2 separate regions of the Homo sapiens genome follow, and region 1 is linked to region 2. Evidence: read pairs that join two places in POLR2A ChIA-PET (ENCODE). Cell type or tissue: Panc1. All regions are shown on one strand.

What was found. Peaks named below come from ENCODE experiments on the same cell type or tissue, not always from the same donor. Only the 100,000 strongest peaks of a DNase experiment are listed, where the experiment ranks them.
Region 1: POLR2A ChIA-PET joins it to region 2 with 19 read pairs; 2 of 35 experiments call an interaction of 5 or more read pairs at or near these places.

The regions. Positions count from the first base shown.
Region 1 is chr10:62,105,672-62,113,671 of GRCh38, forward strand. No RefSeq gene overlaps it. Among named protein-coding and RNA genes, the nearest start is that of LINC02621, 150 kb to the right of the region's middle. RefSeq lists enhancers at 4,081-4,130, 4,161-4,230. In Panc1, no CTCF peak of the experiment used is centred here; no DNase peak of the experiment used is centred here; H3K27ac peaks cover 6,111 bases.
Region 2 is chr10:63,139,618-63,147,617 of GRCh38, forward strand. It overlaps NRBF2 (nuclear receptor binding factor 2), which reads left to right. Exons shown (of 4, transcript NM_030759.5): 2 at 6,592-6,676. Among named protein-coding and RNA genes, the nearest start is that of NRBF2, 10 kb to the left of the region's middle. In Panc1, no CTCF peak of the experiment used is centred here; no DNase peak of the experiment used is centred here.

The sequences.
Region 1 (8,000 bases), 1.0 Mb before region 2:
AGAAGAGATGAGTTGCTAAGTAACTATTTAAAACCAGTAGGCTTTCCTAAACCGTAACTTGTTAGAGGTTATGGTAAAAGAAAAGATCTCATTTAAAATACAGCAACTGAAAAGAATCCTAAAGATCAATATAACAAGTAATTTGCAGGACTTTTATTAAAAACTCTTTGATAACCTATTGGCAGACCTAAAAATGACTTAACAAATGGAAAGACACACTATGGTCTTTGATAGAAAAATATCATTTCCTCCTAAGTTAATTTGTACATTTAATGAAATCCCAACTGAAATAGCAATTTTTAACTTAACAAAATAATATTAATGTTTGTTTGTAAAACTAATTATGAAGATGAGTCAGAAAAAGTGTTGAAAATGAAAAACAGTAAGAACTAGATGACTGATACTAAAACTATTTTAAAGCTCTAATAATTAAAATGGTTTGGCATTAGGGAAAAATAGATCAATGAATAAGAATGAAGAGTTCATAAATGAAACCAAAATCATACGGGAACTAAGATATGAAATGGCAACACTTTAAAACAGTGAGGAAAAGGCAATTAATCAGTAAACAGTGCTAGATCAATTGACTGGAGAAAAAAAATAAAGCTGGATCCTTACTTCAGTTATTTTAGTAACATCAATTCCAGATGGATCAAAAATTTAAATGTAGGGCCGGGAGCAGTGGCTCATGCCTGTAATCCCAACACTTTGGGAGGCCGAGGCGGGCAGATCACAAGGTCAGGAGATCGAGATCATCCTGCTAACACGGTGAAATCCCGTCTCTACCAAAAATACAAAAAAATTAGCCGGGCATGGTGGCAGGTGCCTGTTAGTCCCAGCTACTCAGGAGGCTGAGGCAGGAGAATTGCTTGAACTCCGGAGGCAGAGGTTGCAGTGAGCCGATATTGCACCACTGCCCTCCAGCCTGGGTGACAGAGCGAGACTCCGTCTCAAAAAAAAAAAAAATTAAATATAGAAAATGAGCTATAATGGTTCTAGGAAAATAAATGACTGTGTTTAAGCTCCTGGAATAGGAAAGGCCTTTCTAGGAAGGATTCAAAACCCAGAGACCATAAAGTTAAATTTGACTATATAAAAATTGTGATTTTTTTTTGGAGGGGTGGGTAAAAATATACCCTCAACTAAGAGAAGAAACGAGTGACAAGTTGGGAAAATATTTATAATGGATGTGACAGGAAAAGAGCTAATTGCTTTCATTTTCAAAAAGCTTTTGTAAATAAAATAGAAAACGAACAATCCAATAGGAAAAAAAAATTGACAAAGCTTATCAGTAGTTAATTACCAAAAAGTGAAAATAAGACATAGTAAGTATGAAAATATGCTCAATATTATTTGTAAGTAAAATAATGAAAATTAAACAGCAGCAACAGATTGTTTCTTAACTCATGTTATGAGAACCTACAGTGATGAGTCCTGTTCTGAGAAGGCTATTGACAGGCAAGCACTGTCAGACACTGATGTGGGGCAGGGGTGGTGGACTGGTTCATTTCTGGAAGGAAGCTTGACAAAGTCCATCTACTTTTAAAGGTACATATTATTTTACTCAGTAATATTTGCTTGCTAAGAATTTACCTATATAATTATCCCTGCACATGTTGGTCAAGAGATATGTACAGGTGTGTTCCCTGTGGCATTGTTTGTAACAGCAACAAGGAAAAGTAACCCATCAGTAAGGGATAGTTACATAGCCTATGGGGCTCCTCCTATCTGATAGATTATTATCAGCTGTGAAAAAGAATGAAGTAGCTTTCTGTATATCAGAGACAGGGAAAAAAGAGGTAGAGGACTGTGTGTACTGAATCATTCTTTTTATGTCAATTTTATAGGAATAGATGGACAGACAGACATGCACACTGGTCTAGAAATAAACACATTTTCTAAAAGCAATAAAAAATATTTTACAAGTGGCTACTTTTGGGCAGAGACAAAGAGCTGATGCATGAAGACTTTTATGTTTCATTTCATACTTTACTATTGGAAGTTTTAAAAATACATAGGTGAATTACTTTCATTCGTTAAAATATGGACATGGATTACCTGAGTAGTGAGATGATGAACTTTTTTTCTTCTTATTATTATTATTAATAGTATTATTATTATTATTATTATTATTACTATTTTGAGACAGGGTCCCACTGGAGTGCGGTGGCACAATCTCAGCTCACTGCAACCTCCACCTCCTGGGTTCAAGAGATTGTCCTGCCTCAGCCTCCCGAGTAGCTGGGATTACAGGTGTGTGCCACCACACCTAGCTAATTTTTATATTTTTAGAAGAGACGGGGGTTTCACCATGTTGGCCAGGCTGGTCTGGTCTCAAACTCCTGACCTCAAGTAATCCACCCGCCTTGGCCTCCCAAAGTGTTGGGATTAGAGCCGTGAGCCACCATACCCAGCCATTATTTTTTATTTTTATTTAATTAATTTATTTTGAGACAGGGTCTCACTCTGTCACCCAGGCTGGAGTGCAGTGGCACGATCATGGCTCACTGCAGCCTCAACTTCCCAGGCTCAAGGGATCTTCCCACCTCAGCCTCCAGCTGAGAACTACAGGTGCATACCACCACGCCTGGCTAATTTTTTGTATTTTTTTTTTAGAGCGGGGGTTTCACCATGTTGCCCAGTCTGGTCTCAAATTTCTGAGCTCAAGTGATTCACCTGCCTCAGCATCCCAAAGTGTTGGGATTACAGGCGTGAGCCACTGCACCCAGACTTTTTCTTCTTTAAATGTCTATAGTTTATAAAAAATAAAAGTAAAAAATAAAAATAAAAAATAAAATAAAATAAAAAGTGGGAGAGCCAGGCGTGGTTGCGCATACCTGTAGTTCCAGCTACAGAGGAGGCTAAGGCTTGTGGCCAGGAGTTTAAGACTGTAGTACATGCCTGTGAATAGCCACTGCACTCCAGCCTGGGCAACATAGCAAGATCCTGCCTCTAGAGAAAAAAAAAGTGTGGAAGAGGCAGCAATAAAGAAAAAGATACCAGATAATGTTTTGACCAAAAAGATTTAAGTTCAAATGGTGGCCTGTCCAACACTGCTAGGGTCCCAGGAAGAGCTATTTCTAGAGCAGGAGACTTTCCATCAGCTCACAGATCCCCCCACTTGCCACCCATAATAATGGTTCCCCCATATGTAGCCATCAGAGAGCTTGGCTTCAGCATCAAGAGAGTTAAAATGAATGAAAGGAAATCAGGCTTAAAAGAGAATGTCATTATGATTTGTGCAAGCATTTCCTCTCTATAGATAAAGTGGAGTGAGATGGCAAAAACAGATACAGGCTCACCTCATGCTTTTCCTCCCCTCTGCTTAGTTGGGCAGACTGAGATGGCTTATATCCCTCCTACCTTCTTATGAACCCTGCATGTCCCAGGGGCCTAACCATGCAGCAGCCTTCAGCTGCATGACTCCAGGACCTGCAGGACCCCAGGAATGTGTCCTATGATCCTGGCTGAGTTTTCTCCCATCTGTCACCCATCTCCTAAGCTCTTCCTCTCCCATGGCCTTCTTGGGAAGTTCTTTCCAGTCAATCTTTACTGGTCATTCCTTGAGGCCAGCTTAGCCTCAGGCAGGGTGCAAGAGATGGTAAAACCAGTTTCTACACTTACAGAACTGCTGGATGCTTCTGAAGAGTCTCAGAAAACAATTAGGCAGCCATGTGAAAGTAAAGAGGTAAAGAATTTCAGCCAAGTAAGATGAAGCAGGTGTTGTTGGTTGGCTGACCCAATCTCCAACTCATCTCTTCTTTATCCATACAGCAAGGGGCTCCCCCACAACACCATTTGGGCAAAGAAATAAAAGCAGAAGTATCTGTGAGACTCCTAAAAAAGACCTTTAAAAAGGACAAATCCAACTGGCATGTTCTTTTGGCCTTTTGCTCCTTCCCTGTTTTTCTTCTTTTGGGAATGTGGCCATGAGGCTGCAGGTGGAGTCGCCATCTTACAACCAGTGGCAACATGTCTGAGGGTGAAAGTAACATGCTAAGGAGGGCACAGTGGAACAGAGCAAAGCTGAGTCTCCCCTGACATCCCTGGGCCACTACACTAGGCCTGATGATGCTCATCTACATGTTTCATTATGTGAGAAAAATAAGCTTCCCATTTGTTTAAGGTGCTATTAATGGGATGTTCTGTCATTTGCAGCCAAATCTGCTATTAAATGGTTAACATGGTGTTAAGAGGAAGTGGCTCTGATATAACAGAAAGTGCATGGGCTTTGGAATTGCATGATTTGGCTTCAAATTCTAGTACTGTGACTTATATACCAGGGTAAGTTATCACTTAACTTTTCTGGGTCCTTGTCTCCATAAGTAAAAAAATAGGGCTAATAAAGCTACTCAAACAGATGTCTGCAGTATCCATAGAAAGGGGAAGTGAAAGTAACTGTATATAATAAGTTCCAGCTCAATAAATATCTGATACAACTTTGTTGAGAATGTGGAAGGACATTGAGGAAGTGAGGCTTAGCTGGAATACAAATAAAGCAAGAGGAGGCAAAATGTAATTCAGAAGAAGTAGAGTATGGGAAAAGATTGAGAAATTTCAACAAAAAGGTGTAGTAGGCAAATCATCTTGTCTCTTTAAATAGACCTGAAATCTAGTCTCCCATAGAAACCTCAGGCCGAATGCAACTGTGGCCCAGAAGAATGAGAGAAGAAGGTATCCTTTAGCCCAGGGCTGGAAACCCTCCAGAGAATTCCCAACACCAAAAAGGAAAGAAATATCCTCATTAACATTTCCCTTCTCGTCTTCCTTGTTCCTTTTTCTGCTTTTCCTCCCTCCCTTCCTTTTTTCCTTTTTCCTTCTTTCCTAGATCAAAATTATTTCAAAACCATGGAAGGCAGACACAGTTTGTTCTGACTCACAGTGGATAGAAGATAGGGCCTGGATTTTACACCTTCTAATCTATTTTAGACACAAAGAAAATTTCTGCATTCTCCTATTCCCTCCCGCAAAGAAAAGGCATCACAATGTAGCCCCTGGATGTCAAATAAAGAGTCAGGAGCCCTCGGTCCTGCTCTGTGTATGTTCTTGGATGGTCTCCTAACCTCCAAATTTCAATTTTCTCATTTATCAATTGGGAGTATGAGGAAGGGGGCGGGCAATAGGGGAGGAGCTACCTAGGTAAGCTCTCAAGTTCCTTAACTTCTATTTATTAGCTTCTTGCAGTCCCTGGGGCGATAAGAGAAGGTTAAATTTCTCATTAATCCTATAAATATCTATGGAGCACCAACCCTGTACCAGGAACTGGTTTAACCACCGGAAATACTACTATGAAAGAAATAGATGGCATCCTATATCTTGATGAAGGAGACAGAAAATAAACACACAAACAAAGAAATTGGACAATTTCAGAGAAGCAGTGAAGAAGAAAATACAACTAAGTGATGGAATAGACTGACTGGGAATGAGGGAGCTACTTGAAAAGAGATGGGTCAGGGAAAGTCCTCAATGCGATGTAAACTTTGTGCTTAGCTGAAATGAAGTGCCAGCCTTGCCCCTCTCCTGGCAGGACTCCGGCCTGATCTTTGGGTACTCAGACTCATTCTCAGTGCAAACTTGTTTCTTTGAGCCTCTTGGTTCCTGAACAATATCCCCAGTCTATGATCTTAATGGGCTCACACTATGGGTCTACATGGCCCATTGGAATATTCAAAGTGGGTACAGTCAATCCCCACAGTGGCCAAAGGAGAAAATAAGGAAGCCAGGAGCTGTGCAAGCCAGTCCAGGAAGACAGGCAGAATATAATGCATTTCTGTTTAATCTACTTTTTATCTCATCTTTTTGATTTTTTTAAGTGGGGATAGGGTTTTCTTTACAATGAATATGATATATTGCGTGCATAACAATAATAGTGTATACGTAACAGTGCTTGCTGGTACTTAGACATTGTTCAAAGTGCTCACATGTATGAACTCATTTAATTTTCATGACAACTTTATGAGGTACATACTGATATTTTCCCCATTTTACAGACGAAGGAACAGAGGCACTGCCAAGTAAGTGATTTGCCCAGCTTGTGAGTTGCAGAGCTGGGACTTGGAGCTAGGTAGTCTGATACCACAGTAACTTCTTTTAACCAATTATGCTGTGCACCTTCATGTATGAAATGTGTTTGTTTTAAAGGATATCTGTAGTTTACTGGAGATTCAAGTCCAAAATTTTTAGAACTCTTTTTTCAAAAATACTGGTGAGTGTGACAGTGTCCACAAAGTCAGACAGACCCAGGTTTCAATCCCTATTAAAAAAAAAATATTGGCCAGGCGCAGTGGCTCACACCTGTAATCCCAGCACTTTGGGAGGTCGAGGCGGGCAGATCATGAGGTCAGGAGATCGAGACCATCCTGGCTAACACGGTGAAACCCCATCTCTACTAAAAATACAAAAAATTAGCCGGGCGTGGTGGCGGTCGCCTGTAGTCCCAGCTACTCGGCAGGCTGAGGCAGGAGAATGGCGGGAACCTGGGAGGTGGAGGTTGCAGTGAGCCGAGATTGCGCCACTGCACTCCAGCCTGGGCGACAGAGCGAGACTCCATCTCAAAAAAATATATATATATATATATATATTCATGACATTTGTTAAAGACAGTAAGCCAGACTATTCAAGGGAGACTACTACAATGGAATTTTGCCAGGGGGGAGAGATTGGCCTCAACTCTGAATACAACAATGAAAAGTAGAGATTTATAGCCAAGGGGCAGGGTAGGGTCAGTGGATGGAAAATTACTAACAGTAAACATTTTATAAGGGTAAACAAGGGGTAAGGCAGATTCTGGCTAAACCTACTTGACAAGCTTCTTGCTGAAGGAAGGCCAGGGTGAAAAAATATCCAGAGATGGGGATGAGGAATTTCATCAGATATCAAGGGTGGGGGATATTTGCTAAACTGACCCAACAGGATTCTTACTAAAACTGGACTAAATAGGCCAAGGACAAAGCCTTCAGGGTGAGGCCTCATCAAAAAGATGACTCAGAGGAGCCTGATTAAAGTTTGGTTAAGGAGAGAATCTTGGTTATCCCCAACATTGTTGCCTCCTAGCTGTGTAAACTTGAGTGGGTTAACTAACCTCTCTGAGCTTCAGATTTCTCATCTTGAAAGTAGATATTATACTATCTCCCCTACACATTGTAAGGACTAAATGAAATAATGCTCAATAACTACAGGTTGAATGTCTCTAATCAAAAAACCTAAAATCCAAAATACTCCAAACTCCGAAACCTTTTGAACACTGACATGATACTCAAAGGAAATGCTCGTTGAAGTATTTCAGATTTCGAATTCTTTGGATTTGGGATGCAGAATCAGAACGTATATGTAATGTAAATATTCCAAAATCTGAAACATTTCTGGTCCCAAACATTTCAGATATGGGATACTCAACCTGTACTTAGCACATGGTCTGATCTAGTAAGCATTACCAATATCACTGTTAATGTGAAAGCTCTTGCCAGGGAATCAAGTCATTCCTGATGAAACCGAGCACTTGAAACTCTTAAATGCCACTGGTAAGAGTACAAGTTGACACAGCATTACTTCCGTGCAGTTTTGTGGTATCTATCAAAACATAAAACGTGGCACTGAGTCTCTGGATTCAACAATTTCTTTCTGGAAATGTATCTGAGGAAATAATAGCACAAGGGCACAAAGACATGTGTCTGAGGATTTCCAGTGCATCATTATTTAATATAAAAAACTTGGAAGATAACCTAAATGTCCAGCAGTAGGAGATTGGTTAAATACATGATGGTATTCATAAAATATATTCAATGATAAGTCAGTACAACAAAAATATATTAAGTGCAAAAAGAAGGTTACAAAATATTAGGTTAGTGCAAAAGTAAAAGCAACTGTGGTTCTTGCCATTAAAAGTAATTACCACAATTACTTTTGCATCAGCCTAATAATACAAGTAATATGTTCCCATTTTGTAAAAACAGAATAAACAATAAATGTAATTAATACAAAATGTCTGTGTTTTATGTATA
Region 2 (8,000 bases):
CTTGGTTTATGACCGTATAGAGCCTGTCAGTCCGACTTAATCAGACTCTCCCTCTCTTTTTTTGCCTTTTCAGGCTTGTCTGCTTCACTCCTCCTTTCTGCAGACCTATATTTCCACCTGGCTAGCCTCTGAATGTCACATTAATTAGACTTTCTTCATATTGTCTGCTCCTAAGTTTGAAAATCTGGAGAAGGGATTCTTTAGGTATCCAGACGACAAGGTAATACAACAATGTGGGCCTGGTATGGTAGCTCACACCTGTAATCCTAGCACTTTGAGAGGCCGAGGCAGGTGGACTGCTTGAGCCCGGGAGTTCAAGACCAGCCTAGGCAACATAGTGAAAACCGGTCTCTACCAAAAGAAAAAAAAAAATAGCTGAGCATGGTGGCACATGTCTGTGGTTCCAGCTACTTGAGAGGCTGAGATAGGAGGATCACTTGAGCCCAGGAGGTTGTGGCTGCAGTGAGCCGTTATCATGCCACTGCATTCCAGCCTCTGGGTGACAGAATGAGACCCCATCTCAAAAAAAACAGCAAGGAAATCATAAGGAAGAGAAAATATAGTTCTATACTATAGTTATCAATACCATAAGTTTATGTCAGCTGTTTACAAAACGAATCATCTGTCAGAAATGATGGGCAACCACAGCTGTAGACCTCAATCTAACGTAACCCATCAAGCAATTAAAAAAGAATGTGGGAAGTCCCACAGAATCATATGGATTGCCTAGGAAGTACACAGAGGTGGGACTGCTTTATTGTGAATTTCTTTGAATTACCAGAGAAACATGTTTATGGACTTACTACCCTTTTCTTTTTGAGACAGTATCTTCCTCTGTCCCACAGACTAGAGTGCAGTGGCGTAATCACGGCTCACCGTAGCCTCAACCTCCTGAGCTTCTGATCCTCCTACCAGTCCCTCCTGTAGCTGGGACTACAGGTGTGCACCACTACACCCAGCTAATTTTTCTATTTTTTGTAGAGATGGGGTCTCACTATGTTGCCTATGCTGGTCTCAAGCAGCCCTCCCACCTCGGCCTCACAGAGCGCTGGGATTATAGGCATGAACCTCCGTGCCCAGCCTATTACTTTTTTTTTTTTTGAGATGGAGTCTCACTCTGTCACCCAGGCTGGAGTGCAGTGGCGCAATCTCGGCTCACCACAACCTCTGCCTCCCAGGTTCAAGCGATTCTCCTGCCTCAGCCTCCCGAGTAGCTGGGACTACAGGTGGGCGCCACCATGTCTGGCTAATTTTTGTATTTTTTGTAGACATGAAGTTTCACTATGTTGGCCAGGCTGGTCTCAAACTCCTGACCTCGTGATCTGCCTGCCTCGGCCTCCCAAAGTGCTGGGATTATAGACGTGAGCCTCCGCTCCTGGCCTCAGCCTAGTGCTTTTAATGGCTGTGATTCTACCAAGAACAGTATTTAAAGAGAGACTAGTTTTAATATGTGTAAACTGTAAAAGTTGTTTTAAAAATGAGAAGCACCACCAAGATAGGTTTTCTGTAAAATCTTCAGTTTATAAAAAATGCAATTTAGCTGGGCATGGTGGCTCATGCCTATAATTCCAGCACTTTGGGTGAGTGAGGGAGGAAGATTGCTTGAGCCCAGGAGTTTGAGACCAGCCTGGGCAAGATATCAAGACCCCACCTCTACAAAAAATAAAAGTTAGCTGGATGTGGTGCCGTGTGACTGTATTTCCAGCTACTCAGGAGGCTGAGGTGGCAGGATTGCTGGAGCCCAGGATATTGAGGCTGCAGTGAGCTATGATTGCACCACTCCACTCCAGCCTGGGCAACAGAGCAAAACCCTGTCTCAAAAGTAATTAAGATGAAAATTTTTTTAAAATGCAATTCAGTCTAGACCCAACTATATTGTCAACTTCTTGATGGCAGGTACTTCCATCACTTCTATTGTCTTTTGTAGTACTTAACGAGGGCTATATCGAGTATGTACCAGTACCAGGCACCATTCTAAGCACTGTGATGTTTCAACTAGTTTAATTTTCACAAACTCTTTTGTTTTTGGTGCCATCAAATTTACATAAGCAGACAATAACTTTCATTTTAGAGATGAGAAAACTGAGGCAGATAATTGGGAAAGCCGGGCTTATGTGTCTCATATGTGGTCAAACTGAGATTTGAACGTTGGCAGTCGAGCTCTATAACGAGTTTGCTGTGTGTCTGATAAGAACATAGTAGGAAATGTACTTAAAATACGAAATTTGATTGCTCTGGTGCCAAATAACCTAGAGGAGATGGTGTGTTTTTGTTGAGCTCAGTAATAATCTGAAACTATAATGAGATTTAACTCCTAAATTGGCAGACTGGTTAGAGATTGGACTCTACATGGGGATGTTTTAAGGGAGCTGGGAGAGCCATGAGGACCTGCTCTCACTGTTTGAGAACTTTTTATTTTTTTGGTGTTCAATTAAGAATTTATTCCGTCATCACAGAGTTTGAAGTTTAATTATGGAGCTACATAAATATCCATACTAGAAGAAAGTGATTGAAATCATCAGCGACACACACAGATAGAAAAAAGGTGTTAGAATGAAGTAACCTGAAATAGCATCTCATCCCTGCTTCTTAGAGTGTATCCATAAGCCAGCAACTTTGGCTTTACCTGGGTGGAATCTCAAGCCGTACTCCAAACCTCCTGAATCAGAACCTTTGTTTTTTTTGTTTTTTTTGTTTTTTTTTGAGATGGAGTTTCACTCTTGTTGCCCAGGCTGGAGTGCAATGGCACGATCTCAGCTCACTGCAACCTCTGCCGCCCTGGTCCAAGCAATTCTCCTGCCTCGTCTTCTCAAAGTGCTGGGCTTACAGGTGTGAGCCACCATGCCCGGCCTTTTAGAATCTGTATTTTAACCAGGTGATTTGTATTTTCATTAAAACCTAGAGCCTTATTGCTTATTGATTTAATACCACTTGCTTTAATAGTATCAAAACATGTTCATTAGAGAAATTAGGTTAATCATAACTGCTTGTGCATACTAGCTTTCTTCATCATGTACATTCTTTTCCCAAAATACCTGTATAATTTGTGGGTACTAGAAAATGCTCATGTGTTCAGAATGTATTTTTTGCTCAGTCCAAGTCTCCAGGTTAAAATTCATCCATTATTTTAAGCCCCCAGTCATTTCTTTTCTTTCTTTCTTTCTTTTTTTTTTTTTTTTTTTTGAGGCTGTCTTGCTCTCTTGCCCAGGCTAGAGTGCAGTAGCACGATCTCAGCTCACTGCAACCTCCGCCTTCCAGGTTCAAGCAATTCTTGTACCTCAGCCACCTGAGTAGCTGGGATTACAGGCATGTGCCACCATGCCTGGCTAATTTTTGTACTTTTAGTTGAGATGGTGTTTCACCATATTGGCCAGGCTGGTCTTAAACTCCTGGCCTTGAGTGATCTGCCTGCCTCAGCCTCCCAAAGTGCTGGGATTACAGGCATGAGCCACTGCGCCCAGCCTACCCAGTCATTTCTTGTGACCTATTGTTGTTCCCAGGCATATGTTAAGACTTAGAGGAAAGTTTGATTACTATTTAAAAAATAAAAAGTATCTGAAATCCTGTAATTGAAAGGCACGAATCTTGTCTTTAAGATTGTTGCTTCTTTCCTACAAAAATAGAAGTGGGGAAAAGGCAAACAGCAAGGCATTGCTGGAAGTGCTGTTTTCTACTTTTGTCTTCACCTGTGTTTTATACTGAGTATGATTTGTAAACATGCCCAGAATATTTATAATCTCAGTTGCAAACGTGATTCTGTGAAGTACTTTTATGCAGCATCAAAGGGACATGTCTTTAAAAAGCATCCAAGACAAATCATTTTTCAGCTAACTGACAGAACAGATTTGTTTTTTTTTTGGGACCGAGTCTCACTGTGTTGCCCAGGCTGAAGTGTAATGGTGCGATCTCGGCTCACTGCAACCTCTGCCTCCCGGGTTGAAGCGGCGATTCTCTTGCTTCAGCCTCCCGAGTAGCTGGGATTACAGGCACCCACCATCCTGCTGGGCTAATTTTTGTAGAGACGGGGTTTCACCATGTTAGCCAGACTGGTCTCAAACTCCTGACCTCAGATGATCCACCCGCCTTGGCCTCCGCAAGTGTTGGGATCACAGGCATGAGCCACCATGCCCGATTTTTTTTTTTTTTTTTTTTTGAGACAAGATCTCACTCTGTTGCCCGGACTGGAGTGCAGTGGTGCGATCACAGGTCACTGCAGCCTCCATTACCCAGGCTCAAGTGATTGTCCTACCTCAGCCTCCTCAGTAGCTGGGACTACTACTACAGGTGCGAGCGCCACACCCGGCTAATTTTTGTATTTTTTGTAGAGATGGGTTTTCACCATATTGCCCAGGCTTGTCTCAAACTCTTGAGCTCGAGTGATCTGCCTGCTTTGGCCTCCTAAAGTGCTGGGATTATAGGCATGAGCCACAGCACCCAGCCACTTTTTACCTTTTTTAAGTGATGTAAAAAACACGTGAAGTTTACCTTCTTAATTATTTTTAAGTGTACAGTTTAGTAGTGTTAAGTATATTCGCATGGTTGTGCAACAAATGTCCAGAATTTTTTCATCTTGCAAAACTGAAACTATGCCGTTTGAATACCTACTCCCCATTTCCCCCTCCCCTGTTCAATGATGAGTTGTTCCACCATTCAACTTTCCTGTTTTTAAGAATTTGACTACTTTAGATACCCAATAAGTCGATTTGTATAGTATTTGTCCTTTTATGACTGGCTTATTTTATTCAGTCTAATGTCCTCACAGTTCATCCATGTTGTAGTATGTGTCAGAATTATCTTCCCTTTTTTTTTTTTTTTGAGACACAGTCTCGCTCTGTCACCCAGGCTGGAGTGGAGTGGCGCGATCTCGGCTCACTGCAAGCTCTGCCTTCCGGGTTCACGCTATTCTCCTGCCTCAGCCTCCTGAGTAGCTGGGACAACAGGTGCCCCCCACCACGCCTGGCTAATTTTTTTTGTATTTTTAGTAGAGACGGGGTTTCACCGTGTTAGCCAAGATGGTCTCGATCTCCTGACCTTGTGATTTGCCTGCCTCGGCCTCCAAAAGTGCTAGGATTACAGGCGTGAGCCACCGCGCCCGGCCAGAATTACCTTACTTTTAAAGACAGTACCTTTCCATTGTGTGTGTATACTGCATTTATCCATCTATCTGTTGATGGACATCTGGATTGCTTTCACCTTTTGGCTGTTGTGAATAATGCTGTTATGAATATGGGTGTACAATGCTTTTTGCTTTTTTGTGAAGCTGTGAAGCTTTGCTAAATCGTGTGTGTTTGTTACTGAGGAAAATCGTTACATGAGGTAGAAAACTTTAGCTGATTATCTCTGCCTTTCTCCTTGCTAGTTAAATGTATAATCTTATGTAAGTTACACGACCTCCCCATCAGTCTTTTGGGCCTCCTTATGTAAGAGAGGAAAACACATTAACAAAGTCGTAGTTAAAGCAGCTGAAATAATGTATATTAAAGCTTTTTTTTTTTTTTTTTTTTTTTGAGATGGAGTTTCACTGTTTTCACCCAGGCTGGAGAGCAATGGCATGATCTTGCCTCATTGCAACCTCTGCCTCCCAGGTTCAAGCAGTTCTCCTGCCTCAGCCTCCTGAGTAGCTGGGATTACAGGCGCCCGCAGAGACGGTGTTTCACCCTGTTAGCCAGGATGGTCTCGATCTCCTGACCTCATGATCTGCCCGCCTCGGCCTCCCAAAGTGTTGGGATTACAGGCGTGAGCCACTGCGCCCAGCTAATTTTTGTATTTCTAGTAGAGATGGGGTTTCACCATGTTGGCCAGGCTGGTCTTGAACTCCTGACCTCAGATGATCCGCCTGCCTCAGCCTCCCAAAGTGCTGGGATTACAGCCATGAGCCACTGTGCCTGGACTTAAAGCTCTTTTGAAATTATTAAAGTGTAAGGAGGCCAGTGACTGCTTATTTAATAAGTTTTCCTTCAATTACATTATTTGCTGTTAGAACTTCTGATTTTTTTGACTTTGTTCTTTTGATGAGATATCTTTAAAACAATCTTTGTAATATTAGATGTTGGTATCATGAATTCATCAACTGCAATGTCCAAATTTTTTATTTTAAAAACAAATAGTAACTTTAATGTTGAAAGAATGAGATGATAGAAGAGAAGCTTGGATTTTACTACATGATGAGTGATTTCCTGATTATAGTTTTTAGACTATACAGATTAGTGAAAGTATCTACAAAATAGCTCTTGTTTTGAAAGGAGCTTGTTAAAAATCAAGAAAATAGACATTTTGAATAACAATCTATGATTGTAACTCTTGGTTTATCTCCAAAGAGTGGAAGAATGTGAGTCACTGAAGGAGTTAAGTGCCTGGTGTTAACCTTGAGAGGGCTTATGGTAGAAGTGAAAGAAGTTGCCAGTTCCTTTCAGATGCTGCAGTTCTAGGCTCTACCCATTACATTTCCCCAGCTACAGATAGAGCTGTAATAGTGATTTGATATGTGGCAACAAAACAGTATTATTTATCTTCTTAAAAGGTAGTTGCTTTTTGAAAGAAATCATGTTTTATTTTATGATCCAGAGGAACTTAGGGATGTTTGTCTTCTAGGCTCATCAACAGAGCAGACGAGCAGACCGTTTATTAGCTGCAGGCAAATACGAAGAGGCTATTTCTTGTCACAAAAAGGCTGCAGGTGAGTATTCTTATTAAGTACTCAGTGTAAAACTGAAGAGCAGAAAGTCACAATAGTAATAATGTGTGTTGCTTTTCATATGCAAGACTGATACTGCTGACCCACCAGAATATCAGCTTTGATTATTTTTCAAGTAAGTGTGTTGGATTTCCCAGCTCCTGCTAATCCAATCTTCTTTCTAAATCATGAAGATGGCATAAATGTGGTAAACAGTTCCTGGATACAGCTCTCTGAGCCCAAAGATCCCTAAAAACAGGAGCTGATTGTAACAAGTCTGCCATTTTATCTTAGTTATTATAAAAAGGAGTTTGGGTTTCAAATAGTTGGCCATTTCAGGTTCTAAAAATAGTAATTCAATTCAATTCCAACCAATTCATTTTCACTGAGCTTCTGTTTTCTAACATGCTGATAATGCAAAACTTACTATAAGACTTTTGTTACCTAAAATGTGGGAGATTTTTCCTGTGGTCTTTTTTTTAGCTTCCCTTCTGAATATCTCATCTCTACATGCATGCCTGTAGTAACATGCTGATGTTAGCTTTCATTTCAGTATGAATTTTAGAATTGTTAGCTTCTTATCAAAGACCTAATTTTACCCTAGTCAGTCAAGCAACCTAGCATATGTTGAATTCAGAAATAGATCTTGGGGGCCTGTTTTGCTTAGACCAGTTTCTGTTGGCTGAGTAACCAAAAAACTTTGGGTCCTCGTTAGTGTAGTGGTAAGTATAAAAATAAAAATAAAAAAATTTAAAAATCTTTGGGTAAAGGATGTTTTACTCATGCCTCATCCAAAATGAGTGCAAGTCACCTTTCTTAGGGCAAACCCTGAAGTCTTCTGCTGGCAGGCATGTTCCTTTCCCTCTAGGCCAGTATGATGATCAGAGCCATATTCTTTCTTGACAGAGGCTGCCCCTCCCTTGTTATTTTACTTGTGAAATACAGACTGCAAGGTGGGCAGTAGATTGGATAAGTCTTCTTACTACAGTGGTTTTTGCCTGGAAGTTGGTAATTTTCAGAGAAAATTAAAATTTTTTTTTTTTTTTGGAGATGGAGTCTTGCTCTGTCGCCCAGGCTGGAGTGCAGTGGCACCGTCTCAGCTCACTGCAACTTCCCGCCTCCTGGTTTCAAGTGGTTCTCCTGCCTCAGCCTCCCGAGTAGCTGGGACTACAGGTGTGTGCCACCACCCCCGGCTTGTATTTTTGTAGAGACAGGGTTTCTCCATGTTGGCCAGGCTGGTCTCGAACTCCTGACCCCATGATTGACCCGCCTTGGCCTCCCAAAGCGCTGGGATTACAGGCGTTAGCCACTGCTCTCAGCCTTTTTT